Linked DNA regions of Homo sapiens: region 1 is linked to region 2. A link is an interaction called in ENCODE POLR2A ChIA-PET data of the cell type or tissue named here. Cell type or tissue: HepG2. All regions are shown on one strand. Each heading gives the region's core, and the rest is flanking DNA. Links, peaks and the distances in the headings are about the cores only. Region 1 has its middle 23 kb from the start of TECTB. Region 2 has its middle 25 kb from the start of GPAM.

Evidence for each region. Peaks named below come from ENCODE experiments on the same cell type or tissue, not always from the same donor. Only the 100,000 strongest peaks of a DNase experiment are listed, where the experiment ranks them.
Region 1: POLR2A ChIA-PET joins it to region 2 with 5 read pairs; 2 of 35 experiments call an interaction of 5 or more read pairs at or near these places.

Annotation. Positions count from the first base shown.
Region 1 is chr10:112,252,923-112,268,852 of GRCh38, forward strand. No RefSeq gene overlaps it. Among named protein-coding and RNA genes, the nearest start is that of TECTB, 23 kb to the right of the region's middle. In HepG2, for the core only: no CTCF peak of the experiment used is centred there; DNase peaks (open chromatin) are centred at 5,643, 6,983, 8,609 and 13,039.
Region 2 is chr10:112,201,088-112,217,017 of GRCh38, forward strand. It overlaps a transcript of GPAM not described here. Among named protein-coding and RNA genes, the nearest start is that of GPAM, 25 kb to the left of the region's middle. RefSeq lists an enhancer at 1,547-1,596. In HepG2, for the core only: no CTCF peak of the experiment used is centred there; no DNase peak of the experiment used is centred there.

The DNA of each region.
Region 1 (15,930 bases), core at 5,407-13,406, 54 kb after region 2:
CTACCAGCCACTGCAAAATCATGCCAAATTGTAAAGACCATCAAGGCTAGGAAGAAACTACATCAATTAACGAGCAAAATAACCAGCTAATATCATATGACAGGATCAAATTCACACATAACAATACTAACCTTAAATGTAAATGGGCTAAATGCTCCAATTAAAAGACACAGACTGGCAAATTGGATAAAGAGTCAAGACCCATCAGTGTGCTGTATTCAGGAAACCCATCTCACATGCACAGACACACATAGACTCAAAACAAAGGGATGGAGGAAGATCTACCAAGCAAATGAAAAACAAAAAAAGGCAGGGGTTACAATCCTAGTCTCTGATAAAACAGACTTTAAACCAACAAAGATCAAAAGAGACAAAGAAGGCCATTGCATAATGGTAAAGGGATCAATTCAACAAGAAGAGCTAACTATCTTAAATATATATGCACCCAATACAGGAGCACCCAGATTCATAAAGCAAGTCCTTAGTGACCTACAAACAGACTTAGACTCCCACACAATAATAATGGGAGACTTTAACACCCCACTGTCAACATTAGACAGATCAATGAGACAGAAAGTTAACAAGGATACCCAGGAATTGAACTCAGCTCTGCACCAAGCAGAACTAATAGACATCTACAGAACTCTCCACCCCAAATCAACAGAATATACATTCTTTTCAGCACCACACCACACCTATTCCAAAATTTACCACATAGTTGGAAGTAAAGCACTCCTCAGCAAATGTAAAAGAATAGAAATTATAACAAACTGTCTCTCAGACCACAGTGCAATCAAACTAGAACTCAGGATTAAGAAACTCACTAAAAACTTCTCAACTACATGGAAACTGAACAACCTGCTCCTGAATGACTACTGGGTACATAACGAAATGAAGGCAGAAATAAAGATGTTCTTTGAAACCAATGAAAACAAAGACACAACATACCAGAATCTCTGGGACGCATTTAAAGCAGTGTGTAGAGGGAAATTTATAGCACTAAATGCCCACAAGAGAAAGCAGGAAAGATCCAAAATTGACACCCTAACATCACAATTAAAAGAACTAGAAAAGCAAGAGCAAACACGTTCAAAAGCTAGCAGAAGGCAAGAAATAACTAAAATCAGAGCAGAACTGAAGGAAATAGAGACACAAAAAACCTTTCAAAAAATTAATGAATCCAGGAGCTGGTTTTTTGAAAAGATCAACAAAATTGATAGACCGCTAGCAAGACTAATAAAGAAGAAAAGAGAGAAGAATCAAATAGACACAATAAAAAATGATAAAGGGGATATCACCACCGATCCCACAGAAATACAAACTACCATCAGAGAATACTACAAACACCTCTACGCAAATAAACTAGAAAATCTAGAAGAAATGGATAAATTCATCGACACATACACCCTCCCAAGACTAAACCAGGAAGAAGTTGAATCTCTGAATAGACCAATAACAGGATCTGAAATTGTGGCAATAATCAATAGCTTACCAACCAAAAAATGTCCAGGACCAGATGGATTCACAGCTGAATTCTACCAGAGGTACAAGGAGGAGCTGGTACCATTCCTTCTGAAACTATTCCAATCAATAGAAAAACAGGGAATTCTCCCTAACTCATTTTATGAGGCCAGCATCATCCTGATACCAAAGCCTGGCAGAGACACAACCAAAAAAGAGAATTTTAGACCAATATCCTTGATGAACATTGATGCAAAAATCCTCAATAAAATACTGGCAAACCGAATCCAGCAGCACATCAAAAAGCTTATCCACCATAATCAAGTGGGCTTCATCCCTGGGATGCAAGGCTGGTTCAACATTCGCAAATCAATAAATGTAATCCAGCATATAAACAGAATCAAAGACAAAAACCACATGATTATCTCAATGATGCAGAAAAGGCCTTTGACAAAATTCAACAACCCTTCATGCTAAAAACTCTCAATAAATTAGGTATTGATGGGACATATCTCAAAATAATAAGAGCTATCTATGACAAACCCACAGCCAATATCATACTGAATGGGCAAAAACTGGAAGCATTCCCTTTGAAAACTGGCACAAGACAGGAATGCCCTCTCTCACCACTCCTATCCAACATAGTGTTGGAAGTTCTGGCCAGGGCAATTAGGCAGGGGAAGGAAATAAAGGGTATTCAATTAGGAAAAGAGGAAGTCAAAGTGTCCCTGTTTGCAGATGACATGATTGTATATCTAGAAAAGCCCATTGTCTCATCCCAAAATCTCCTTAAGCTGATAAGCAACTTCAGCAAAGTCTCAGGATACAAAATCAATGTACAAACATCACAAGCATTCTTATACACCAATAACAGACGAACAGAGAGCGAAATCATGAGAGAACTCCCATTCACAATTGCTTCAAAGAGAATAAAATACCTGGGAATCCAACTTACAAGGGATGTGAAGGACCTCTTCAAGGAGAACTACAAACTACTGCTCAGTGAAATAAAAGAGGATACAAACAAATGGAAGAACATTCCATGCTCGTGGGTAGGAAGAATCAATATCGTGAAAATGGCCATACTGCCCAAGGTAATTTATAGATTCAGTCCCATCCCCATCAAGCTACCAATGACTTTCTTCACAGAATTGGAAGAAACTACTTTAAAGTTCATATGGAACCAAAAAAGAGCCCGCATCGCCAAGTCAATCCTAAGCCAAAAGAACAAAGCTGGAGGCATCACCCTACCTGACTTCAAACTATACTACAAGGCTACAGCAACCAAAACAGCATGGTACTGGTACCAAAACAGAGATATAGATCAATGGAACAGAACAGAGCCCTCAGAAATAATGCCACATATCTACAACCATCTGATCTTTGACAAACCTGACAAAAACAAGAAATGGGGAAAGGATTCCCTATTTAATAAATGGTGCTGGGAAAACTGGCTAGCCATATGTAGAAAGCTGAAACTGGATCCCTTCCTTACACCTTATACAAAAATTAATTCAAGATGGATTAAAGACTTACATGTTAGACCTAAAACCATAATAACCCTAGAAGAAAACCTAGGCATTACCATTCAGGACATAGGCATGGGCAAGGACTTCATGTCTAAAACACCAAAAGCAATGGCAACAAAAGCCAAAATTGACAAATGGGATCTAATTAAACTAAAGAGCTTCTGCACAGCAAAAGAAACTACCATCAGGGTGAACAGGCAACCTACAAAATGGGAGAAAATTTTCGCAACCTACTCATCTGACAAGGGGCTAATATCCAGAATCTACAATGAACTCAAACAAATTTACAAGAAAAAAACAAACAACCCCATCAAAAAGTGGGCGAAGGCTATGAACAGACACTTCTCAAAAGAAGACATTTATGCAGCCAAAAAACACATGAAAAATGCTCATCATCACTGGCCATCAGAGAAATGCAAATCAAAACCACAATGAGATACCATCTCACACCAGTTAGAATGGCAATCATTAAAAAGTCAGGAAACAACAGGTGCTGGAGAGGATGTGGAGAAATAGGAACACTTTTACACTGTTGGTGGGACTGTAAACTAGTTCAACCATTGTGGAAGTCAATGTGGCGATTCCTCAGGGATCTAGAACTAGAGATACCATTTGACCCAGCCATCCCATTACTGGGTATATACCCAAAGGATTATAAATCATGCTGCTATAAAGATACATGCACACCTATGTTTATTGCAGCACTATTCACAATAGCAAAGACTTGGAACCAAGCCAAATGTCCAACAATGATAGACTGGATTAAGAAAATGTGGCACATATACACCATGGAATACTATGCAGCCATAAAAAATGATAAGTTTATGTCCTTTGTAGGGACATGGAGGAAACTGGAAACCATCATCTCAGCAAACTATCGCAAGGACAAAAAACCAAACACCGCATGTTCTCACTCATAGGTGGGAATTGAACAATGAGAACACATGGACACAGGAAGGGGAACATCACAATCCGGGGCCTGTTGTGGGGTGGGGGGAGGGGGTAGGGATAGCATTAGGAGATATACCTAATGTTAAATGACGAGTTAATGGGTGCAGCACACCAACATGGCACATGTATACATATGTAACAAACCTGCACATTGTGCACATGTACCCTAAAACTTAAAGTGTAATAATAATAAAAAAATTTTTAAAAATCTTATAACAGGGCGTACATGATCCTGAGGCAATAGGCTCCATACAGCTATGAGGAAGCAGGTCAGAAAGCAAGCTGACCTAATGATTAATGCTGAGTTAGCTGCAAGCTTGATTTATTTACATATCTCCCCCTCCCTTCTTCACTGATTTTATAAAGTTTATAGGGGCGGTGTGAATCCCTCACACCATAACTTCTTGTGGTAGCAAGAATGATGGTCCCTAAAGATGTCCATGTCCTGATCCCTAGAACATGTAAAAATGTTACTTTATATGCCAAAAGAGACTTTGCAAGTATGAACAAGTTTTGCATCTTAAGATAGGGAGATTACCATGAATTATCCACATTGGCCAAAGGTAATCAAAAGGGTCCTTATGAGAGGGAAATAGGAGAGTCCAGGAAGGACATGTGTCAATGGAAACAGAGGTCAGAGTGATGCAGGGCTATGAGCCAAGGAAGTCAGGCAGCCTCTAGAATCTGAAAAAGACAAGGAAGAGACAAGTCAAGAGCCTCCAGAAAGAACACAGTCCTGTAGGCACCTTGATTTTACCCCACTGAGACTAATTTTGGACTTCTGACCTTCAGAATTGTAAAATAATAAACTCGCATTATTTTAGACAACTGAATTTGTGGTAACTTGTTACAGCACAACAGGAAACTAAAACACCCTTGCATACACCCCTGGGTTTCTATCTCTACATTTACAAACGAGCTCCGCCTCTTCCCAGGGGCCCCTCACATCACCACTTGTTAAAATGCTACCCCACTCCACAATGGAGAAGAAAAACTTACAAAGGGAAAAATACTTAAACACCCAATATATGTATAAAAATATTACAATATCAAAAGGGAGTGTAGTGGTTAATAATACTGAGGTCTTCACAATCAGAGCTGCATTTTAGTTCCAGCTCTGCCACTTTAACAGCTATGCGATTTGGGGTAAGTTATTGAACCTCTCTTGGGTTCTTATGATGGTCTTTTGATGTGTCAACTTGCCTAGACTACAGTCTCTAGTTGTTCCATCACCCCAATCCAGGTGTTGCTGTAAGATGTTTTGAAGATGTAATTATAGCTCATAATCAGTTGACTTTAAGTAAGATAAATTATCCCAGATAATCTGCATAGGCATAATTTAGTCAGTCAAAAGGCCTTAAGAGCTGAATTGAGGCTTCCCTGGTGAAGAAGAAATTCCATCTCTGAACTATATCTTCAGCCTGTGCCCAGAATTTCCAGCCTGCCCTTCCAGGGCCTGCCCTAAAGATTTCAGACTTGCCCAGCCAGCACCCACAATTGCATACAGCAAATTTCTTGCAATAAATCTCTTAATATATATCTCATACTTGTTCTGCTTTCAACTGATACAATCCTTAAGCTCTAAATTGAGATAATAGCACCTACTCACAGGACAGTTGTGAGGATTCAATGAGATAATGCATGGAAAGTGTTTGGCACACAAATAATTGCTAAACAAATATTTGGTCTTGTTCTATTTTGTTTGTAATAACCTTGGTAGACTGTCACAAGTTCTTTCCCTCATTCTGTTCCAACCTCCTTGCCATGTGAACAGCAAGGAACCTGCTGCCATGCTGATACCATGTCACTTGGTTTTGCCAATGGCATGTTAGCAGGTGCTATCCAAGCAGAGACTTGAAAAGAATTTGTATCTCAGAACTCCTTGCCAGCCACATAAGGAAGCCCTTGATGGATGATGAGAAGTACGTTATCCAGTCACAAACTTCCCTGCCCTTGTTACCAATAAGCAGCAAATCCTTTAAAAGTAGAGCCCTTATCTGATAGTAGCTGCATGAGTGACCCCAACTGAATTTAGCCCAAATTTCAGATTCACAGATCATTAGCTAAATGAGTGGTTTTCTTCATAAGCCACTATTTTGGGAATGTTCTGTTATACAACAAAACTAACTGAATCAGGAATAAAAGTGAGATTCTTTTTAAACCTTTCAAATTGGAAATTTCTTTTTTGGTATCAATGACCATTATTAATTTGAGCATAGGAAAACAGATCTTCTCTTAGATTTATTTTGGGCATGTAAATTGTTACAACCTTTTGAAGGAAAGTTGATTAATAGGTATAATATGTTTGAGAACTTTATATACATATTCTTTAATCCAGTAATTCCAGTACAATAATGTATCGTTAAGAAAATAATTAGAAATATGCACAAAGATTTATGAATAATGATGTTTAATGAGGTGAGCATTTTGAATGGTAAAGTGGAACTATCTATATAATAGTAAAGAAAACAATACATTTCCAACAATGGAAGATTATTGAACCACTCATGGTGCAATATAATTGAATACCAAGCAATAAATAAAATTAACATTTCAAAGATTATATAGTCTTAGAAAATGCTCATAATTTATTCAATGAAAAATGATACTATAAATCTGTGAACAGTTTGATCTAAGTTTTATACTGTGTGTGACTGTATAAATTGACTGATTATATAATTGCTTGTACAGGGGAAATTGATTCTATAGGGGAAAGAAAAAGAAAATACATCAAAATATTAATAGTGATTATTTCTGGGTGTGGGATTATTGGTGGTTATTTTATATTTTGCACTTTACAACATTTTTGTGATGAACTTATGTTATATTAATATTTATTACCAGAACAGTAAAAAGACTTTAGAAATTCTATCCATTCTTGAAAACCTTGTCAAAGGCCAAACCAGCAAAGCCTTTAATTATCCCTGATTGGGAACAAGAGGAACATCCCCTAGTGATTTGCTCCTCTCTGTGTTGCTTATGACATGCCTTGTATTGCAGTTATTTGTTTACCTTTCTTGTCACCCCACCTTTATGGTGAGTGCTTCAGGGTTGTGCTGTATTTGCCTTGAATGTAGAAAGCACACATTGCATATTTGTTAACTAAAGATGTATTGGATGATTTGTTGTGATATCACATTCAAAATATACCCCATATCAGACTACTTCTCCACCTCAGCTCTGGTCCCTGGTACCATGCTGACCTCATGTCTTATGACTTTTCCTAACTCACAGTCCAGCCATACTGGCCTCCTTGCTACTCTTCCATCTCCCCATACAGGCTCCTGTCTCTAATACTTTTTGCTTCTTGTTATCGCTGCCTGGAAGAACTCCTCCCCAGTCATTGGTGTGGCTTTGTACTCTCTAATCCTCCTTCAAGTCTTTGTTCAAACGTCTCCTTTACCTCCTAAAACACAACGGCAAAACTTCAAATAACCCAACTTAAAAATGGCCAAAGGACTTGAATAGACATTTCTTCAAAGACAACACACAAATGGCCAACAGGTATATAAAAAGAAGTTCGACATTGCTAAGCATCAGGTAAATGTAAATCAAAATGACAATGAGATATCACCTCACACCTATTTGGCTGTTCTTTAAAAACAAAAGATAAGTTGTGGTGAGGATATGGAGAAATGGGAACCTTTGTACACTGTTGGTGGGAATGGAAAATGGTATAGCGGCTATGGAAAACAGTATGGCGGTTCCTTGAAAAATTAAAAATAGAACTACCATATTATCCAGCAATCCCACTACTGGGTATATATCAAAGGAAATGAAATCAGTATGTCGAAAATAAATCTCCACTTCTGTGTTTATTGTAGCATTATTCACCATAGCCAAAATAAGGAAACAACCTAAATGTCTATCAATGGATGAATGAATAAAGCAAGTGTGGTTATACACACATAATGGAATATTATGAAGCCATAAAAAGAAGGAAATCCTGCCATATGCCAAAACATGGACGAACTGGAGGACATTATGCTAAGTGAAATAAGCCAGATACAGGACAAACACTACATGATTTCCCTTATATAATGTATCTAAACGTGTCAAACTCATAGAAACAGAGAGTAGAATGGTAGATGTCAGGGGCCGGAGGAGGAGCAATGGGGAGTTACTATTCAACAGGCATAAAGTTTTGGTTATACAAAATGAGGAAGCTCTGGAGGTCGGCTGCACAACCTTGTGTGTGTAGTTAACTTAGATTTTTGTTGATGGGATAGATCTCATGTTACCTGTTCTTACCACAGTTTTATATATATACATATATATGTCTCCCCTTCTCAGCGAGGCCTACCCTGAACCCCACTCTCCACTCCTAGAACTTCCTTTCTCCTTCTCTTGCTTTGCTTTTCCCCATAGTTCTTTTCACCACTATGTATTTCACTTATTTGTTGTGGTCCACCTCCCTCAGTTAGGAAGGTCTTCAACAGAGCCCTGCACAGAGAAAGAGCAGGCACTTGATAAATATGTGCTGAATCATTCATGTCTCATGCCACAGCCACTGCGCTTTACTCCTCTTGCTTGACTCTTAGGACATAGCTCCAGTTGCAAGTTTAACTTGAACTCTGAGGCCAGGCAGCTTCTTTCAAAACTAATAATGTTCAAGTGGCAAAGTTCAGTTGCAGCAAAGCATTAATTGCTCACGTGAACATCAAAGTTTCCAAAGCCTTGTGACCTTGCTTCCCTAAGACCCAGAAAGGGGAGTCCTGGACATCAAAGGAATCCATCAAGTGTTACCGACAATCATTCCAGCGATGCTGAAAGTCTAATGTTTTCAATGACCCCTGGCCTCTCACTTGAGCAATAAACCCAAAAGTGATTTTCCTCTTCAAATTTCCTTTCCCTAGTCAGACCAACAGGCACACACAGAAGCATGAAATAATGGTGCAATAGAACAGGGCTGGACTAAGAAGTCAGGGAGCTAACTTCTAATCTAGCCTTCTTCACTTCATATCTGTGAGTATGGGTGAGTCCCTTACTATCTGAGCCGCAATTTCCTCATTTTTTAAAAAAAGAATTCAATCTAGATCATCTCCATATACCCACTTTTCTTGCTCTGAAACATTAGTGTTCCATGAAATGCTAAGTCTCTGCAAAGAGGATGCTAGAACCATCCAGGGTTGCATTTCCTCAATTCCTCCATGTGAACCCTGTCGTTTTTCTTCATTTCTTTCCCCCGCATAAAACTACCTTCTGTCATATCGCAGGGCAATTCTAATTATGAGGTTCTTAAGAGGATCTCCTGAGCTTATTCCATCCCTAAACTGGAACAGGCATAAAGATCTGTTGGGGCTCTATGAGTATGAAATGCACTAATGTGTACAAACCATCTGTCTCAGTGCCGGCATATAGCAGGCTCCTGGTAAATATTCATTTTGTCCCTTTCACGTCCTTTTCAGGGTTCTATTCTGATGAGCCTAGGAAAAGAGAGAATGCATGAAACCATTAGCCCAGCCTCCATCTGATCACACTTGCCATCTTCATCTTCAGAAATGACAGCGCAACTGCGTTGCCTTGGTCCATACAATTCCACCAGGGCTTGGTCAGATCATCATGATGTCAACAGGCATTTTGTGGATCATTCCCAATGGCTTTATTTTTTGCAACATATATTCTCTCATTTAATCTTCACAACAGCCCTATTAAATAGCTATCGTATTCCATGCTACAGATGAGGAAATTGAGGAACACATGTTGCTGAGGGTTATCACAAGCTGGTAAGTGACGAGTTGGGCACTCAAAATTAGGTTTTCCAGTGCATAGCTCCTTCCTCCTTCCCAAAGCTGCAGAGTGAAATGGGTTTGAAGGGATGAGTCACTATCTGAAAATGTTGGGTCGACATGCGCCAAGTTGGAGGAGTTAACATTGGCCTGGTCCCTAACATATTTTTCCCTTAAGGGGTAATAATGAACAAACCTTAACCTGTTAAGCATCCGCATGCACACAGTATTACATCTGATTTCTAATTTTTCCAACAAGTCTGAAAGCGAGCTGAGCTCAAAGAGATTAAGGAACCAGCCTGAGAATACCCGGGCAGTAGCTGGTAGAGATGTGGGCCCTACCCAGGTTCCTCTGGCTCCGTGGTTCCCCCTCCCCACTCTGCAATTCTCTCTAGTAATGTCAATTGTTGGGCCCTAGGGGTGAGATTTTACCACCATACCATCTGAGTACCTACCCTGCACAGAATCCTGCTTACCCCATCTGAGTCTCTGGCACAGGAACCAACAGCACGAAGTTGGCCTCAGCTTCACCTCCCATCACCTGAGCACCACCCGAGCCCACCAGTTGCCCTCCCTGCTTCAAACGCATAAGATCCTCATGAGCTGCCCTGCTCACTAGGCCTTGAAATTGCCATATTTTGCATCACTTTCGATGCTTCCTTATGGACAAGGGATACCTCGAGGGCAGGGCTTATGTGGGGTATGTTTCTGTTTGCTCATGGCACCTAGTATAAAGCCTTTCTTATAAAATCCTGAGAATAAATGGATTTAAGCTCAATGCTTTGGGAATTGTGATGAAGCACCCTGTGCTTCATTAACATGTTTCTCCATCCTTGCGTGGAAGAGGCTATGAAATTTAAGGGTTGAGCAGCAAGAAACTAGGTTGTGAGCAACTTGAGAACAGGAACAATGTCTGATTCAAGGGCTAATGCTTAGGCCAAAAGCCCTTCCCTAGCGCTTAGGACCTCGATGAACAAACTTCAGCAAGTCCAATAACTCCCTAAAAATATATGTAAATGTTTTTGAGGATGTTCATTTCTACACTTGTCTGCCGCAAAAACCCAGAGCTTTCATTTGATTGTCAAAGTGTGTTAAGACTCACTGTCCAAGTACATAGTAGATGCATACTCATACATCCAACATATGCTGAATGAGCACTTCCTCAGAACCATTTGCTCTATGGATTGATGAAGGAAGGAAAAGAAGTGTGCAAGGTGCAGACTTTTAAAGTCAGATTCATTTATTTCACTGGTTTTAGTTAAAGCTTTTGAGATACTGTTAGGGGGTCAAGTCCTTCTTCCCAATTAGAGTCCCCCTTAAGTCATTTTAAAGGCCAAATTTTAAAAGCAGCAATATTACACAAGTTTCAGGCTAGAAACCGGGACACCTGAATTCTGATTCCAGAGTTATTACTGATTAGTCAGAGTGGCCTTAGGCAAGTCCCTGAAAGCAGGTGGTTTGTGACACTTCTCAACTTAAAGTCTGCCACAACCCAGTGACAGATGACTTTTCCATAGGAGAACAAATTTATTATTTTTTTAATGTATGGAAAAGTAAAATATAACCATAATTAATAAATGTTATGTTGACAACATGTTCTAGAAGATTCTTTATAATACCATACCCTCCATCCCTCTCTTCCCCTATATCTCTTACTCACCCATGCCTCCCCTTTCATTTCCAACCAAGAAAGCATGTGAGCAGGTGAGGAATAGTGATTCCTCCTAATTTAATTTAAAAGTGAATTGTTTGCAGACATGAGCACTTTGATGGTAGTGTGTTATAGACCCCGGGAACATTCCTCCCAGGACGTCGTGAGCATTTGGAGCTCAAGAAGGTGGAGAGATCCCTGGATTTAGAGTCAGAGCAATTATATAGCAAATCTCAGCTCTGCTTATTGGCTGTGTGACTTTGGGAAGTTAGATGACTTCTCTGTGCCTCTGTTTCATTACCTGAAAAATGGAGATGGCACCCATTATCTCACAGGGTTGTGAGGGTTAAACAAGGCATAGGGTGGAAAGGGCCAATTAGCACTGTGCCCAGCCCACAGATAATGAATTTCAGTGTTCTTCTCCTAATTACTCTCTCTGGACCTCAGGTTTCTGGTCATCAAGATGAAAAGGTTGAATTAGATCTACGTCGGCAGGCCCTATATTGGTTTCCCTCACCTCCTGACTCTAGAATGGATCCCAGCTACCATGGGGGTGAGGCTTTAGTAAGATGAAAAAAAAACAGAGGCTGGGCGGGGTTGCTCATGTCTGTAATCCCAGCACTTTGAGAGGCCAAGGAGGATGGATCACCGAGGCCAGGAGTTTGAGACCAGCCCGGCCAACATGGTGAAAACCCGTCTCTACTGAATACATACAAAAATAATTAGCCAGGCTTGGTAGTGTGCACCTGTAGTCCCAGCTACTCAGGAGACTGAGGCATGAGAATTGCTTGGACCGAGGTGGCAGAGGTTGCATTAAGTTGAGATCGTGCCACTGCACTCCACTCCAACCTGGGCAACAGAGCAAGACTCTGTCTCAAAAAAAAAAAAAAAGAAAAGAAAAGAAGAGACAGAAACCCTGTTAGCAAACAATACATCAAAGATTTGCTACTGAGTTAGCCAATATTATCGAGGGAAACTTCTTAGCAGATGCTTCTCTCTGAAGGACAGGAAAGGTCATCCTTCACCTCTGTAGCAACCACAAAGGAAAAACTGGAAGGAGTGGCCTGTCCTGGCCTTCTAGGCCCCACAGAGAGAATTAAGCAGTTAAAATCTTTGCTTCTCAAACTAAGAGACAGGTATCCTTGCAGGAATGCAGCAGGAGCTAGGGACACCCGAGGCATGAGAAAGCCAGCTTATCTTACTGAGACACTGTATTGTAATTTTTAAAATTATTTTTATTTTTTTGCAGTTTTTTAAAATGGCAATATAAAACTTTATATTTTGCTTTTATTTTTAAAAACACAGATATATTATGATAAAACTGTTTTTATAGATTTTTAAGACCAGGGTAGGGAGGGGGCCTAACCCATTCATATACTCTTATGAGGTAGAAAAGTTTAAGAAACACAGGCCAAGATGGTCCCTAACATCACGTGTGGTTGTATGTCTGTGCCAGCTCCAGGCCTGCCTCTCCAAACAAGACTATCGGAGCTTATCAAACACAAATAACTTAATTAAAATATAAAACTGGGGCAGAAATTTGAAGTTCACCTTGAAAAGAATTAGCTCAAACAGCAAGCAAGCCAGGAGCAGCTGAACAAACTAAGTGCTCCCTGGCCCAGGCTGCAGGATTGCATGGTCCTGGGGGAGCATTTCCACTTTGTGCCCAGGACAAAAGGCCTTCATGGACATCACATGGACTGAGGCAGGCGCCCTTGTGATGTTGCAGGCAGATAAGGAATAGGCCAATCATTCTTATGGTGTGTAAAAGGAAAACAAGAGCTATAAGAACTCCAGTGGACAGAAAGGTCACAAATCAACTAAACATCAAGAATGACGAAATTCTAATCATTTCTGGATACTGCCTACATGTTGAAAGCAATTCATTTTATTGCATAAAACTGGAGAAGTGCAGAAAAGCATAAACTACAAGTAAAAATTACCCATAATCTCTTTGCCCAGAGAAAATAACTGAAGAAGTGTTAACATTTTGTTGTAGCTTAGATAAACAGATAGATAGATGTGTGTGTGTGTGTGTGTGTGTGTGTGTGTGTGTATATAATTTAAATTTGGAATTATACTATACACAATGTTTTGTTACCTATTTTTTCATTAGACATTACATTATGGGCAGTTTTCCATGTACTTATTCCGAAAAATTATAGCTTTGTTGTTGTTGTTGTTGTCTCACTCTATCACCCAGGCTGGAGTACAGTGGCTCGATCTCAGGTCACTGCAACCTCCACCTCCAGGGTTCAAGCAAGTAGCGGGGATTACAGACACCCACCTTCACACCCGATTAATGTTTGCCTTTTTAGTAGATACTGGGTTTCACCATGTTGGCCAGGCTGATCTTGAACTCCCAACCTCAGGTGATCCACCTGTCTTGGCCTCCCAAAGTGCTGGGATTACAGATGTGAGCCACTGCAGCTGACCCAAAATAATGGTTTCTAATAATTTCATTATAATGCATTTTTATATTATGATATATAATACATATGAAGTAAATTATATAGAGATATTTCATTTATGCAGTTATATACACATTTCAATATTCATGTATGTGTATGTATACTTAGTTTACTTAACCAGTACTTTTGGAAATTTATATCTAAATTTTCACCATTATAAACAATGACCATAACAATAGCTAATATTTATCGTGTTAAGCACTTTATAAGGATTATCTTATTTCATTATTTCACAAGAATGCCACAAATTGGGCATTCTTATCATCTCCATTTTACAGATGAAGAAATAGAGGCAGAGAGAAATGAAGAAATTTGCCCAAAGTCATAGAGCTAGTAGGGGATATAGCCAGGACATGAACCCAGGCATTGTTTTAATCACTATGAAATCTGAATTTCAGTTTCTTCATTAGTTAAAAAACAACAGCAACAACAAAAACCAAAAAAACCCTTTTAGCACACTGGTCTAAAAGGTCCCTTCCAACTACATATTCCAGTTAATCCATTTCATCACTAAGAGAGATACAACAGTGGTAAAAGTGGAGGCTTTAATGCCAGACTTGTCTGAGTTTAACTTCCTAGTTATACTACTCACCAGCCTTAACTCTTAAACTTTAGTGTTCTCGTCTTAAAAATGGGAATGATAGAAGTCCTTACTGGGTTGCTTTGAGAAATAAATGAGATGAGGCTTGATAAATGTCTCAAACAATCCCTATAACTAGTAACACTTAGAAGTGACTTTTACTGAAAGCATTGTTGCCAATTTAGCCCCAAACTTTCTTCTAGTAATGCAGTGGCAATCAGTGAGGCCCTTGACAAAGGATAGAGAGTTCGGTTACTCTAGAAGGCAGAAATGAAGCCAAACAATATCCAAGTCACACTAGGAACCTCATCTGCTTCAGGTCAGATTTGACAATCAGGCCCCTCCCTCAAGACCAGGTACTGGTGGGGAGAGTCCTCTGGCCTCTATGAGCCCAGACTGGCCAGTCACAGACCCACAGGGAGACCTGGCCCCTCCAGGCCATATCCAGGGAGAAGCCCTTGCAGAGGGTCCCAGAGGAGCAAGAAAACCAGACTTTAGCATCATCTGCTTCTGGACCAGGGGTGTGAAGACAAGCAGGCACCAATCATGATCTATGCTTTCTCAAAGGTCTCTGGAAATATCCAGCCATAGTCTGTTTACAAAAAAAGAAAAGGCTAGTTTTATTTCTAACCAGTAAGAGAAATATACTCTTCTCCTTGGATATTTTCAAACTTCTGGAATTCATCATCCCAGAGGGGACACCAGCCCCCCTACACAGCCAGGCATTTATGTAGATGGTGTCTCAAGATGGTGTCACATATAAGAAATGAGGCTTCACTCTCACCATCAAAGGGACTTTTCCCAGGAGACAACGCACTAGTTGCTGATCTACCTACAGGGGCAGGGGCTGCTCTGCAGCCACCCCTACGAACACTGGGCAGAAATGTGGACACAGCATTGCCAGACCTTGTCACTTTTCAGGGCGACTTAAAAGTTAAATGATTCTAAGAAATCTGCCAATTTTTAAATGTTGGCTCAAATTCATAAAACCCTAAAACGGATTGAATCAACCCATGGCCTGCCAGTCCATAACCTCTGAGTTAGGGAATGCTCTTCCAGAAATACTCACTAATCAGGAAAGTAGTGGGAAATGACCCTGAAAAGGAAGGAGGGAAAGAGAAAGGGGTCATTACTAGCAGCATGGAAACATTTAAGCAAAAGTCAGGAGGTGTTCAACAGAATACAACAAAGAGATTGATTAATCCAGTAAAAAGGATGGGGAGAAAGGAAATAAAACTGGAAGAATAAGTTAAGGGAGATCATTGGGAGACCCAAATATTGGTATCTGGAGATTTTATTTTATCTTGTTAATAATAGGGAGCCACTGAAGATGTTTGAGCATGGGAGTGACTGACACTTGGCTGCAGAAGGGTTACACAAAATCAGGCCTCTTTTACCAAAATATGAAAATCTCTCTCTCTCTTCAACGAAATGAATACACATGCAATCAAAGGAAGAGCTCTGGAGGGCTGCAGCACTTTTTGCAGCACTGGGTCAGCTGAAACTCAAGCCCAAATCAGCTCCACTGATTCACTGACTTGACTTTGTTCTCTTTTCC
Region 2 (15,930 bases), core at 3,648-11,647:
GTAAAAGCTTCTGAAAAGGAATTATTTTAAAGAGGTAGTGACATTGGCCAGAAGATGTGTCTGCTGAATCAGGGGGCAGTGTGAGGAGAAGAACCCAAGTAGGGTGTGATGGGCTTGCCACAGCCAAGAGCTGCCACTTTGATCAGGACTCACGAGGACCCTACTCATTCCTCTGTTCAAGAGTGGCCAATGCCTGAGACCAAAGAGGATGGATGATGATACTTAGAACAAATATCATAGAATAAGGTCAAGGTCCCACTTACACTTCTGCTCTTTCATGGTCTCAGCTTGCATCCCTGCCTCTGAGCCAATTATCTTTTCAGGAACTACAAGCTCTCACATTGTTTTGCCCCTGCCTACCTCTCCTCCCTGGTCCTCTATCACTCTCCCTTGCCTTACTCAACCCTCGTCCCCAAGGTCATCTCTCTGTTCCTGGACCATCCCCAGCTCATCACTGGCTCAGAGACTGTGTGGTTATGGTCCCTTCTCCCAGGACATTCCTTCTGCAGACATTTGCATGGCTGATTCATTATTATTTTTAGACCTTAACTTGGCTAGCAACTTTCTGTCCCTTGCCTTGTCACTTTCTTCTATATCATCCTATTTATTTTATTTATAGCACTTAACCCTCTCTGAAAATAACCTGTTGATTTTTTTTTCTTGACCATTGTCTATCTTCCTCATTAGAATGTGAGCTCCATAAGAGCAGGAACTTTCTACATTTTAGTCACTGCGTAGTCCCCAGGCCTATCATAGAAAAAGCACCAAATATATATTTGTTGGATAAAAGAATGAAAGATCATCAGCATAGCTACCATTTATTGAGCATTTACTCTGTGCCAGGCACAAGGCTGTAGGTTTTTCAATTAACTTGCACAACAGCCCTCCAAGATAGGTATTTATCATTCCCATGGTACAGGTTAGGTTTTGCAGAGAGCTTATGCAACTTTCCCAATGTCACAGCTAGCAAGGAACCAAGACTTGATTTGAACCCAGATGTATCTGACTCCAACACTCATTCTCTAAGTCAAAATCAGCACTTTTTAAAAAATCAATGGCCAGATAGTAAATATTTTAGGCTTTGTGGGCTATATGGTCCTGGTCACAACTACTCAACCCTTTTGTAGCATAAAAGCAGCCTTAGACAGTATATAAGAAAATCGATGTGCTGTGTGCCAATAAAACTTTATTCATCAAACAGATAGTGAGCAGTATTTGGCCCAGGAGCCATAGTTACCAATCTCTCCATTAAGTCATTGTTCTATATATGCTATTCTAGAAAGGGGTTTAAAAATGAGGGGGTGAAGAAAAGAAGAACATTCAAATGTGTACTATGTTCATGGTAAGCCCTCTTTTAATAAGTAAGACAGCAGGTAGATAACTGTTAAGTTTAAAAAGGCAAAATAGGAAATTGAGTTCTAATAGGAATTATGACTCCAAACCTTTTGACTGAATTATAACCATCACTTAAGACTACAGTAGAGTTTAATTCAAATAATCTATGACATTTTAAGCAAGGTTCCATTCGCATTGTAGTTATGCATAATTTTACATGCTGACACCATAAAATACCTACATAAATTTTCATCTCAAGCATGTCCAAAATAGTACCAAGCCACTCTGTTAAAAACCCTTCTTCTTTCAACCATGGAGCCTGGACACCTCAGTCTTTCCTTCTCAAGCAAACTTATGAGTCACTGGCCAGGGGTAAAAGGCAAGATATGAATCACGGGTCTGAGCCAGCCTAGAGAAATCTAAAATCTCATTTGGAAAGGTGAACATTATTTGTGCTCTGTTGTTTAGTAATTCAGAGTGGTTCTTAAGACCGAATATCAGCATTGAAGCAAAATATCAACTCGCCATCCCTTGGGTCTAGGCTGGGAGTCAGGGGCTGAACTTTGAGAAGGTGGGAGAACAATGGACAAAGGAGGTAGTTTCAGTGGTGCTTGACGGTGTGTAAGCAATGGGTTAGTGTGAGCTGGAGTGTAGAGGACAGGCCTCCTCTCAGCGCTGTGGTAGGGGGAGCAGAGGGGAGGGAGAGAGAAGCAGTGAAACACTCAGTCTCCTCTTCCTGTTTCATCTAGCTAAGATGGAAATATAGAAACCCCCTTCTCTGGGGTAGCCCTAGGTATTTAGGAAAGTATTAGACAAAATATTCATTTCTCTCTTATCCTGAAGAAAGAGTCCCTCTAAAAACAAGCCTCCAAAAAAGATTCCCTCTGCAAATAGCACACTGGTCTAACACCTTATTCTCCTTAATTTTTGTGTAATTTTCTAAACATGGGCCATAAATGTTTGAGCAGAAAAGCAGCCCCAGCATGGGAGAACCAGCATCTGAAGGGGACTCTGGAGAGGGGCAATCTGCCCCTGCTCTGCCAACAGCCAGCATTGAGGTCCTAGTTACTAAGGCTTTCCCACTCTGCCCCTTTCTAAGCCTTTTTTCTTGTCAGTAACAGAATGAGTCAACCTCAAATTTTTCACCCACTCAAACTTCTGCTTTTGTTATCTGTTTAACATGTTATATTCATTAGTGTTTAGAGTTACCATTTAAGATGATACACATTACTAACAATAATGGATTTCTAGTGAGCACTTAGTATTTACCAGGACTGTGCCACACGCTCTCCATACACTCTGTTATTTAATTCTCATAACTGTCCAACTCGAGAAAGACCCTTATGATTACAGACTTGTCAGATATGATGCTGCGGTTCAGGAAGAAGAACTAAGTTTCCCAAGGTCACACAGGGAGTAGGTGGCAAAGCTGGGATTTGAGGCAGAGTCTGTTTTTTAAAGAACTACTCTGTCTTCATGTTCCTTGGAGCCCCTAGTCAGTGTCTCACTGAGAGGAGGGTACAGCTTCAAACTCCCTCACCCTGAATTCCTTCTCACTGTGACATGAGGCCTCTCTCTATGCCAGGCTACCAAACACCAAGGTGTATTCCGTGGAGGAGATGGCACAGCAGCTGCTGTCAATATCCAAAGCATGGTGTCTTGAGACACTAAGAACCCGTGCCTAATCAGTGCCTCCAGGAGGAGCATGCTGCTAATGCACATGGTAGAAGGTCCCTTGTCCTCAATTCCTATTGCCATTGTCCTGCTCAAGCACACAGATAGAACAATGCTGTCTGCAAATCTCTGGTTATTACAGAATTTTTTCTTTGTTCTTTTTTTTTTTTTTTTTTGATAGGAAGAGACAACCCTTTCAAGGATGGCCCAACTTCAACCGTCTGGTGACACAAGAGATCTGGGGGCTCTTCTTGAAATAGACAGTTGGGGATTTTAAGATGATATATCAGCACTGGCTTGAGTGGGAAGAGGGTTGGGAGTGGGTAGGGGAAGAAGAGTAGGTTGTAAAGATAGAGCAACACTGGCAAAGCTAATGATTTTCACAGATCTGACTCCCTCGGTGGTTGGGGAGAGAAGTTTATTTATTGCATGTCTACTATGATCTGTTGTTTTCCTATAAACTGGGCATTAGGTTCTGACAACAGTGTGAAAATCTGATGTTTTACAGATGAGGAAATGAAGCTCACATGGCTAGTAAGAATCAAAACAGGCTGTGGGCTGTTTATAGGAAAACAACAGATCATAGTAGACATGCAATAAATAAACTTCTCTCATACTGAATGGGCAAAAACTGGAAGCATTCCCTTTGAAAACTGGCACAAGACAGGGATGCCCTCTCTCACCGCTCCTATTCAACATAGTGTTGGAAGTTCTGGCCAGGGCAATCAGGCAGGAGAAGGAAATAAAGGGTATTCAATTAGGAAAAGAGGAAGTCAAATTGTCCCTGTTTGCAGACGACATGATTGTTTATCTAGAAAACCCCATCGTCTCAGCCCAAAATCTCCTTAAGCTGATAAGCAACTTCAGCAAAGTCTCAGGATACAAAATCAATGTACAAAAATCACAAGCATTCTTATACACCAACAACAGACAAACAGAGAGCCAAATCATGAGTGAACTCCCATTCACAATTGCTTCAAAGAGAATAAAATACCTAGGAATCCAACTTACAAGGGATGTGAAGGACCTCTTCAAGGAGAACTACAAACCACTGCTCAAGGAAATAAAAGAGGACACAAACAAATGGAAGAACATTCCATGCTCATGGGTAGGAAGAATCAATATCGTGAAAATGGCCATACTGCCCAAGGTAATTTACAGATTCAATGCCATCCCCATCAAGCTACCAATGACTTTCTTCACAGAATTGGAAAAAACTACTTTAAAGTTCATATGGAACCAAAAAAGAGCCCGCATCGCCAAGTCAATCCTAAGCCAAAAGAACAAAGCTGGAGGCATCACACTACCTGACTTCAAACTATACTACAAGGCTACAGTAACCAAAACAGCATGGTACTGGTACCAAAACAGAGATATAGATCAATGGAACAGAACAGAGCCCTCAGAAATAATGCCGCATATCTACAACTATCTGATCTTTGACAAACCTGAGAAAAACAAGCAATGGGGAAAGGATTCCCTATTTAATAAATGTTGCTGGGAAAACTGGCTAGCCATATGTAGAAAGCTGAAACTGGATCCCTTCCTTACACCTTATACAAAAATCAATTCAAGATGGATTAAAGATTTAAACGTTAGACCTAAAACCATAAAAACCCTAGAAGAAAACCTAGGCATTACCATTCAGGACATAGGCGTGGGCAAGGACTTCATGTCCAAAACACCAAAAGCAATGGCAACAAAAGCCAAAATTGACAAATGGGATCTAATTAAACTAAAGAGCTTCTGCACAGCAAAAGAAACTACCATCAGAGTGAACAGGCAACCTACAACATGGGAGAAAATTTTTGCAACCTACTCATCTGACAAAGGGCTAATATCCAGAATCTACAATGAACTCAAACAAATTTACAAGAAAAAAACAAACAACCCCATCAAAAAGTGGGCGAAGGACATGAACAGACACTTCTCAAAAGAAGACATTTATGCAGCCAAAAAACACATGAAAAAATGCTCATCATCACTGGCCATCAGAGAAATGCAAATCAAAACCACTATGAGATATCATCTCACACCAGTTAGAATGGCAATCATTAAAAAGTCAGGAAACAACAGGTGCTGGAGAGGATGTGGAGAAATAGGAACACTTTTACACTGTTGGTGGGACTGTAAACTAGTTCAACCATTGTGGAAGTCAGTGTGACGATTCCTCAGGGATCTAGAACTAGAAATACCATTTGACCCAGCCATCCCATTACTGGGTATATACCCAAATGACTATAAATCATGCTGCTATAAAGACACATGCACACGTATGTTTATTGCGGCATTATTCACAATAGCAAAGACTTGGAACCAACCCAAATGTCCAACAATGATAGACTGGATTAAGAAAATGTGGCACATATACACCATGGAATACTATGCAGCCATAAAAAATGATAAGTTCATGTCCTTTGTAGGGACATGGATGAAATTGGAAACCATCATTCTCAGTAAACTATCGCAAGAACAAAAAACCAAACACCGCATATTCTCACTCATAGGTGGGAATTGAACAATGAGATCACATGGACACAGGAAGGGGAATATCACACTCTGGGGACTGTGGTGGGGTCGGGGGAGGGGGGAGGGATAGCATTGGGAGATATACCTAATGATAGATGACACGTTAGTGTGTGCAGTGCACCAGCATGGCACATGTATACATATGTAACTAACCTGCACAATGTACACATGTACCCTAAAACTTAAAGTATAATAAAAAAAAAAATTTAAAAAAAAAAAAAAAGAATCAAAACAGGGATTCTATCTTCTTCACTCTACCTCCATGCCTGTGCAAATAATTCAGCTTATCCAGCTCTCATTCAGATTTCCATGAAGTAGATGCCCCTTTCTCAACAGAATATCTATTCAAGCTACAAAGCCTAATACAGTGCCTAGCACAGAGTAGAAGCTCAATAAAACAGGATGCATTAACAACTCTTAATGTGGTTTCTCAAACTCAGGTAGAAATCATCTGATCCAGTAGTTCTCAACCAGAGGTGATTTTGCTCCACAGGGGATATTTGTAAATGTCTGGAGATATATTTAGTTGTCACAAATGAAGGGAGAGGTACCACTGGCATCTAGTGCTTAGAGACAGGACACTGCTAAACTTCCTATGATGTACGGGACAGTCCCCACACGAAAAGACTTATCTGATATATAGCACCTATAGGGCCAAGGTTGACCCATTCTGATCCAACCTAACACATTCTACAGATAAGGACACCCAAACCCAGGGAGATAAAGAGACTTGCATAGGTCCACACAGCTGGCAGAGCCTTGATGAGAAACACTGCTTGAAATCTTCTACAATGTTCTTGCCCCTGCATAAGCAGCCAGCACAGGTTCCGAAGGAACACAGTGTCCCCTTAGAGGCCCTGCTGCCCACCAGCTTCATGCTCCCTAAACTTCCTTTTCTTAGGGAAGTAAACCAAACACAATGATCAAGCCAAATGAATTTATTTTAATAATGAAATAGGCAAGCTAAAATAATAATTAAGTAGACATATTAGGTCATGGTAGAAACTGCCAGAAACATTCTCTCTAAAATGTATATTGTTCGCATTATCATTGTCACCAACAACCATGTTTGGCCTTCTATGTGCCAGGAGATGTGCTGGGTCTCAAGCAAGAGACAGGCAGAGGGAGAAGGTGTCCACCAATATCACGCTCAAGATATATCTTTGACCTCAAGAAGCACTCAACCCAAGCATGAGAGTCTCTTTTGCAGTTGCTGTCACAGAGAGAAGGCAACATTGCAAACATGGGTAAAGCAAAATGCTCCTTACAGCTAAATATGTAAGCATTGAGGTCCTAGCATGACCTGCTTATTTTAAACAATGTTTAACACAGGAACATTCAACTACAGCCCAAGAACTTGGACTTTGCCACTTATATTCTTGGGATTCGGCTTGCCTGGTGGACATTTTGTTGTATCTGTCAAGCTTGTGAGGGACTTCCAGTGCCCTGGACCATGTCTCAAGTGTCAGGATAACCACATGCATCAGGGGACTTCATTTAATCACAGCAGAGCCAATGATCCCAAGATGCCCCAACAGAAGCACGTGGATAGAGAACCCCCAAGATTCGGCTACCATAAATCAACGTACTGGCATCTTTTGCAGCAGTCTCTAAGCTGCATCTAAGTGGAAGCTGGTGACCTGAATTAACACCACTCTGAAGATCAACTTTTATCCTGAAATATCAATGAAAAATTAAACATCCTGATAACCCTGAGTACTAATGGCTTTTATTTCCATTGCAACTGCTTTCTGAGACGGATAGTTTCCCCTTTAGATTTTCATGACTCTGGCCCAGAAAGTGGATACTTGAGGCATTAAACATACAGGAGCCTGAGACGCCAAGAAAACAGTAGTTTCTATTTAAGGATTTGGCTGCAATAGCCAGCTAAGTGTCTTGGGGAAGTGAATGGAATTTGAATAGATCAACTCTGCCACTCTGCTACAGGCTGGGAAATCAAAAACTAAGAAGGATATCCCAAGGGCTCCTGCATGGGTTTAGGCATGAATGTTAGCCTCGGTGACAAGCAGCTTTTTGAACAATGCTTCTCGGACTCTGAGCTATTACAGTGCAGTAAACCAAGGGATACTAATTTTTTAATTCTGCCCAGTCATAATGTTAAAATTAAATTAAACATAAATTGCCAATCAACTAACCCCATCATTTGATAAAAGAAGTAATGCTTTAAAATCCCAACAAGCAGGAAGGATAGACTCTCAAAACGAAGGGAAGTTCCTCAAATTGAATACATTCACCCTAGACTGGAAAAAACATCATAAGCCAACAGCTATCTGCTGTCTGGAATGTGGGTGCCATGAATGCTAAACAACCACTGGCGTTGGCTGGAGAAGGATCAGATTTGAGACCCAGCTGGAATGGAGATGGTGTTCAGGGCAAGGACAGGGATTGGGGATGGGGACAGTTGAGAAGAAACACATTGCACTGTGAATACACTGCACTGCTCTATGGTCCGGTCACATTTTCCACTCTGTAATGCTGCACTAAATTGCCTGTTGAATTACCAGTCTCTTCCATTGGGCTGTGAGTTCCTTGAGAGCAGTGACTATGCCTTGTTGCCCTGATTCATGGAGCTAATTAGACATGGGGCAGGAATGATGGTGTAGTCAGGCACGGAAGGAGTGATGGCGAAGCCCCAGGGATACACAGTGCTGCTTCACGGATCCATGCAATCGGATGATTAGAGAGCACATTTTCTAGTATCTAGTAGTGCGTGTTGTTCTGTCTGGGTAGTGGAAGGGGCCCCACCCCTACCTTACCCAGCGGGCTCAGCCTGAGCATCAGCCCACAGGATAATTAAAATGTGCTCCAAGGGGAGCCTGATGGGAGTCAGAATTGCTGCTGCCCCATCCCTGGGGGACCACTGAGCAAAAGTTCAGCTCCTCTCCCACATTGCCTGCAGATGTCCAAGTGGGAACAGAGCTGATTGTGGGGAGAAGCCAGCCTCCTGCCTGCTGCTGCTTCATGGTCCCCCTGGTTTTCCCATAGCCAAGTCCTAGCAGAGCTCTCAGTACCAAGGTTTATCAATTTTCCCAGGCCCCTGTTCCTCACAGTCACTTTTTGGAATTGACTCAAAAAAAGAATGACACTGTTACTAGCAGCCTTCAGGGTTCATTTCTATGGCAACCATCCCTTTCCTGCAGAATGTCCAGCCCACAGGGAAATGAATGTCACTTTCTTTCAAGACTCATTTTGGGTGTTTTTATGGCCAATCTGATTTCTGGCAGGATGCTGAAGCCCATAACACAGCTACACTTCCCGCCAGCCCCACAGGGCATGGGTAGAGTTTGCATGCAAAGCTCACTAAGCAAGTGCACCCAGGCAAGGCGGACAGGGTAGGGAAAGGGCTCCTGTCTGCCTGTGCCTGGAGAGCCCAGGAGCCGTGATGCAATGATTTAATTAGCACTGACTCAGCCTGACACGCAGGGTCCCTGTTTTACGTCTGACGTGCTGTGGCAGTTGGAGAACCCAGTACCACGTGGTGGGAATAGCAAGGCTGAAGTTCTGGGAACTGAAGGATGAGAGTGAATATTTCATTGCACATATACTATCATTTTCCTCTTACGAGCTGTTGGGGGTAATTGCCTTGGAGTACAACTTCCTATTCAACCTCTCTTTGGAAATGTTCTTGATCTAGAGTTTTGTTGCATAGCATCTCTGTCCCTTTCTTAACATTCAACTCTCTATGACTCCACCATCAAACAGGGAGTTTTCAAATCTTGAATTCATGTGGAGAAGAGTTGTGTGCCCTGAAGTCTCATGCCTACCTCAGTTTCCCCACCATTATTGCTCTCTTCAGGCATCGTCGGCTAAAACACCAATGCCCTGGGAGGTCTCACTAAGCCCCATGACCAGCAAACAATGGGGGATATTGGATAACAGACAGCTGAAGGCAAGAGTGAGACCCCAGTTAGGGAAGAAGAGATGGAGAAAGAATGCATATGCTTCTGGAGGTCAAGGGGACAGCCCCCCTCAACCCCACCCAGGAAAGGTGGGAGAGAATTGAAGATGCTGATATCTCCATTCTTTCAGGGGCCTGAGGCTAACTAAGCATTTCCTTTCATCGCCCTCTGCAAACTTAGCCTCCCCACCACCTCCAGAGTTTCTGCTCTGTCTGGAAAAAATGCTAACCAGCCATTTGTAAGAGATGTCACTAATAAGAGCTCACAATAGACACTGTGTGCTGTGCAGAGGGAACATCATGAGCCTGGGGGAGGTCAAGTGGAAAGCATTGGGAGCACTCATGGGCAGCCAAGGAACAGACCTAGGCCTATTCTCAAATCTTCAGCTCCCTGCTGCCCTCGCAGCGTTCCTGTTCTCAGAATCTCACCATCCAAAGAATCCCACCCCAGGTGGGTTAACTGCCCAGGCAGGACGTGCAGGTGCTTGGAGAGGAAGGACACAGAGAACTGGGTCTACAGGAAGGATGTAGTTCCTGGAAAGGGGCTTAGGGAGTTTTTCCCATAGGAGTGACCCCAGGGGAGTGAATACTGGGATCCAGCTGGGGGAAGTAGGAGGGAGGTGCTGAGAGAATGGGGATTCTAGAAGACAAAACTGGTCACTTCTTCCTCCTGCCGTCCTTGAGTTTGGGCCTAGCTTCTCTCCACCAGCAGAAGCACCTGGGGAAGAAGAGCCCAGGATAGGGAGTCAGAGGCCCTCGTTTCACCTGGATCTAACCTGCCATCAAATAACAAAATGCTAGAGGTGGCCAACTCAGTCTTAGGAATCATTCAGTCCAACTCTCTCATTTTATTCTCACAGACTCTGAGCCCCAGAGAGGTGCAGGTCCATGGCCAGGGCGGCAAGTATTGAGAACTTCCTGCATTCTGGTCGAGGCGGGCTATTAAGGATTCAAATCCTATTGGTTCATCAGTGGGTCTCCCACCCCATCGAAACTAGGTCCTCTGTTCTTTTTCTCATCACATATGGGACTGAGCTATTTGTTTGTGTGATTTTTTAAATGTCGGTCATCCCCATTCAACTGCAAGTTCCACAAGGGCACGCAGCTTTCTCAGCCTCATTCTCTATTCTACCCGCTGTGTGCCTCACACACAGTAAGCACACAACCCATATTTACAGAACACAGAATCTGTACTCTCAAAGTAACCTCATGAGAAAGTATTACACCCATTTTACAAAGGAGGAAACTAGAGCTTGAACAATTTAAATAACAAGTGAAAAAAGCAAGATTCAGCTCTGGATTCTAATGACCTTTTTCCTTAGGCTGTCTGCTTTTCTAACAAAAGATTAACAGATGTATGAGGGTTTCTTAAGCTGGGGACCTTGGTTTAGACTTTTTCAAACATGATGTTCTAGAACCAGATGCTCCAAGACCATTCCCTGAGAGAAGAGAAGAGGAAGGGCCACTTGGAGACTAAGGGCGGCCCAAAGCAGGTGTCCCCAGGCAGGTGCCCCGTCTTGCCTAATCAGGCATAAGTGTGGAGCCCACAATTGTCAGTGGTCAGAAAAGATGTTAGGTCAGGGGTCCAGTCAAGGAAGAGGGGGCTGAGGACCACTAAGCAGGGAGAAAACCCCAACTCAGTAACTGGGGAGGCAGACAGACAGGAATATCTGTCTGACAGGAATATTATTAGGTTGGTGCAAAAGTAATTCCGGTTTTCGCTGTTACTTTTTTTTTACACGGAGTCTCGCTCTGTCGCCCAGGCTGGAGTGCAGTGGTGCGATCTCAGCTCACTGCAAGCTCTGCCTCCTGGGTTCACACCATTCTCCTGCCTCAGCCTCCCGAGTAGCTGGGACTACAGGCACCCACAACCTTGCCTGGCTAATTTTTTTGTATTTTCAGTAGAGACGGGATTTCACCATGTTAGCCAGGATTGTCTCGATCTCCTGACCTCATGATCCGCCCGCATCGACCTCCCAAAGTGCGGGGATTACAGGCATGAGCCACCGTGCCCGGCCTCGCTGTTACTTTTAATAACAGAAACCAGTCATCAGGATGCAGTGAACCCAAAGCTTAGGGTCTCGAGAAAGCCCCTGGTTGATGAAAAGGGCAAAGGCTTGGAGGCTAGACCAGCCTGCCATTGAGTCTCAGCTCTAGCACTTACCAGCTTGGGCATATTCCTTATGCTCTCTTAGCCTTGGTTTGTTCATCTGAAACACAGGGTGGTGGTAATCCCTCTACCTCATAAGGAGGAAATATGAGATCAGCCAGGGCAAAGCACTCAGCACAGTGCCTGAGATACAGTCAGCTTCTGGACAATGGTAGCTTCATTAAGCACTTACTTCAAGGCTGGAAAAACGATTTGGAGCTCCTCTTCATGTTTAGGCGAAAGCCTGTAAGTGCTTAACCCTGGCTACCAAGGCAGGTGAGAGGGACGGGAAAGCTGATCTTGACAGGGAGAACAGAGCAGATCTCAGAACTGAAAGCATCTCAGCTCAGGGTCTGTGCTTGCTAATCACTGTATTCTCAAAGCCTTGCTCACAGCTTGGGACATGGTCAGTGCTCAATAGGCCCAGCTGAATGAATGGGTCCAACCGAGCATGTGAAACAGTTACAATGTTTTTACCATCAGCCTGCTATCATTCATTCATTTCTCACTGGCTCTTTCAGCCCTAGAGTGGTCATGATGACATAGATGTAAAGAAAAAAAAGCATGGGCTCTGAAGTCTGCCATTTACTGTGTTAACTTGGGCAGTTTCCTTAACTTATAGTTTGCTCATTCATTAAATGGGTTGACACTCACCTCAGTGACCTCAGTGGCTCATTGTGGGGACTGAGTTAATAAGATAAAGCCCTTAGAAGAGTGTTGGGTATATAGAAAACACTCCATCAATGTTAGCCATTATCACAAGAAAGAGCCTACCGGGTGTCACAGATTCCTAGGCTCTGGGGTCCTGGCTGAGAGTTATAAAGGCATGAACCCTGCCTTCACAGCTGTCAGTCTGGTGGGGGCAATGGATCAGGAAACAAGCAATCATAAGACAATATGGTTAGTGGTCCAATAAGGGGAAGTTCAGGGGACCCTAACCTCATAGCAGAAGAAGTAGATTTACTCAGAAAGAGACCTGACTAATCTCCTGACTTGGTCAGACCCAGAGGCAGGGTAGGGTGAAGAATGCTTTAAGCAGACAAGATAACATGTGATAAGGTTCGACCATGGTGGGTCCAGAAAACTGAAAGAGTGTTTCTGTGGTGAGACAGAGGTAGAGAAGGATGAGAAAAGAGGCCCAAGAGGCACACAGGATCCAGACTATGCTGGCAATGGCAAAGGGAGAAAATGTTCCAAAAGAGCAGAGAAGAATCACATCCAAGAGGTATAACCCCTTGCACTGGGCTTGTCCTCCACCTCTTGGCAGTTTCCATAAATTTATGAAGAGGAGCGTGAGTCATTATGACAAACTTCTAGGCCCTCATACTCTGGATAATCTCAGGAAATCCCACGGGACCCCTGCAGTGAAAGCTCCCTGAGGACCACAGCAGTCAGCACAGGAAGCATCTCCACCATCCTGTGGGGGGATCCACAGACTCATCCCACTGTGGCTAACAAAGCAGGGACGATCTGGATACCAACACTGGGAATTAAGACAACACGGACAGAAGTACTTGGGAATAAAGACAGACACAAAGAGTGGAGAGAGGAAATGCGGTTGGCATGGTTATTTCTTAACCTGAAATGCATATAGGGAAAAATCAGTGTTAAGAATACTGACATACCGTAAAAACATTCTTTTCCACTCAATACTAAAACAAAAGTATTGATTTCCTTGGTTTTGCATCGTATCTTCCCCTCTGCTGCCATCTCCAGCCAAACCTAACAGAGAGAATGAAGTCTGTCTTTTCTGCTGTCTTTGATCTTCATTCCAGATGGTTAAATCCTGCTGGCCCCATATGGAGCCCAGCTTTCCTCTACAGTGAGAAAGTCCTTTGACATAAAGCTATCTGCCCGATCCAAGCTCAGAAAACAACCCTGAGTAGGGAATACAGTGGGGATAAGAATGAATATCACCCGTTAAACACAGATCTTAAAGTGGGAATCAAACTTTCATAAAAGACATTCTCAGCTCCTCCTCTTTCCTCTGTAGCCAACATCACGAGGATTGGTACCAGGATTTGTACTACTAAGCAGAGCCTTTGAAGGCCATGTGCCGTTTGCAAATCAGATTTGGTGACGTTTCAAGCTAAAGCAATTAGATTTTTCATAAACTGTCCAAAACCTTCTCAGGATTTGGGGGTTCTGAGCCAGGATGGAGGATTTCATGGAGGCCAAAAGAGTAGCAAAAACTCGGGAAGGATTTCATGAGGAGCAAATGCACACAGATGTGAATGTTACATCACAAACGTGCTTGCACCTCTTGTCAGCTGCAAATAACTATGCCCAAGCACCTCAGTTTTGCCTTTGCACAGAATTCCATGATTCTGAGTTCTTTTCTTTGACTTTCTTCTTCCTACTGTGTCTGCCTCTCCTGCATTCCACGCTGCTTCCCAGGCTTCCTCGTCCTACCCCCGTGTCTCATGTCATGACATCCTAAGAAATTACTCCCTGCACCCCAGGTTTTTAAATACCTGTATCCTTGACTTGGTGGTGTTTGAGGAATTATTTCCAATCAGTCGATTAGCAAAGCTGATGGAGACTCTGGAGAAGACAGTCCCAGGCTGTGGGTGAATAAGCAAGGTCTGGTTCCTCTGGGTGCCTGTTTGCACGGCCAGAGGCTGACAGACTTTGGGTGCTCCACAGTAACCTCAGAAAGAGTCCCCCCGCAGCAGCAAATTCTCCCAATGCAGTTTTGAAACACCGCAAGAGGAGGAAGCCTCTTTAATCAAATAATAACCAGTCAGAGATAAGGCCTGCTAGGCTGAGCTTGGCCAGCCAATCACAGGCTTCCTTCCGACTGCAAGGACAAACAGACCCAGGCTTCTGGAGTGCATTTCAGGGCTTGTTACAATTTAATGATGCAATGAATGGTGTCTTCTTCGCATTGCCTGGTGGGGATTTTCTAACTGGGGAGTAAAGCTCTGAGCTCAGTAACCTCATTCTCAGCGGAGGTGTCCACAGCTTGAGTGTTCACATGGGGCGTCAGGCTCCGGGCCTGGCTGTTTCCAATTTGCATTTCTCACTGCTGAGGGGAAGGGAGGTTTGACTGGGGCTGAGCGGGGCTGGGGTCCCCATGGGGTGAGCCTATTTGACACCAGATGTGCAGCTCACTGACTGTGACCCTGAGAAGGTTGTGGAGAGATGTTGGAGATGCTTTATGTGCATTTCGTATTTGTCTTTAAGCAGTCATGACTTTGGTCTTCTCTATTTCTTCATCCTCTTTCCAGCTGCTGCCACCCTCCCCTTTCAAAACTATTATTGCTCTGTTCGGCTTATGAAGAGCTCTAGTAAAGACAGTAGGTTCTGGGAACTAAGAAGGTGTAGGGGCGAATAAAGGCCCTTGCTAGCTGTGTCCATGTGACTTTAAACACTGTCAGTCGCTTCCTGCTTAGTTGTTGCAAAGACTACATGCATAAAAACTCCCTCTCCTTCCTCTGAGGCTCTTACAGGCCCTATAGACTGGTAGACAAACCCTCAAAGGGTCTTGATATATTAGAGCTCAATATTTAAAGGAACTTAAGGGGAACCCTCTTATTAGGTAAATATGCATTCGTTCAACAGTTATTTATTTTGCATCTACTCTGGTAGAGATGTGCTGACTGGGGGCACTGAGGTGAGCCAAACCTGGCACAGTTCCCTGCCCTCCCAAAACAATGTCAGCACAGGAGGTAGCAGTTTGTGAAAGAAGTCCTTAGTGCAGTGGAACCAATGGCAGGGACTGGTGAAGAGGGCTTGTCTTGAAGGGTATGGGCCTGTCCAAAGGAACCACAACAAAACCAGCAGTGGTAGACAGGAAGCGGATCCAAGTCAGAGGGACAAGTACAGTCAAATATTCTCCAAGGGGACCCCCTGCAGGGCTCCTACTGGGGAAAGGAGAAAAAGCAAAGGTGTGTATCTCCTCTCCTTTTTTATTTTTATTAATTAATTACTTTTTTTGTTTTTTTTGAGACAGAGTCTCACTCTGTCCCCCAGGCTGGAGTGCAGTGGTGTGATCTTGGCTCACTGCAGCCTCTGCCTCCTAGGTTCAAGCGATTCTCGTGCCTCAGCCTCCCAAGTAGCTGGGACTACAGGCACCCACCACCATGCCCAGCTAATTTTTGTATTTTTACTAGAGACGGGGTTTTACCATGTTGGCCAGGCTGGTCTCGAACTTCTGACCTCAGGTTATCCACCTGCCTTAGCCTCCCAAAGTGCTGGGATTACAGGTGTAAGCCACCACTCCTACTGGGAAAAGAAGGAGAAAAAGCAAAGGTGTGTATCTCCACTCCTTAAAAAAAAAAAATTGATATATAACGTCTCATTGAAATATAATGCACACACC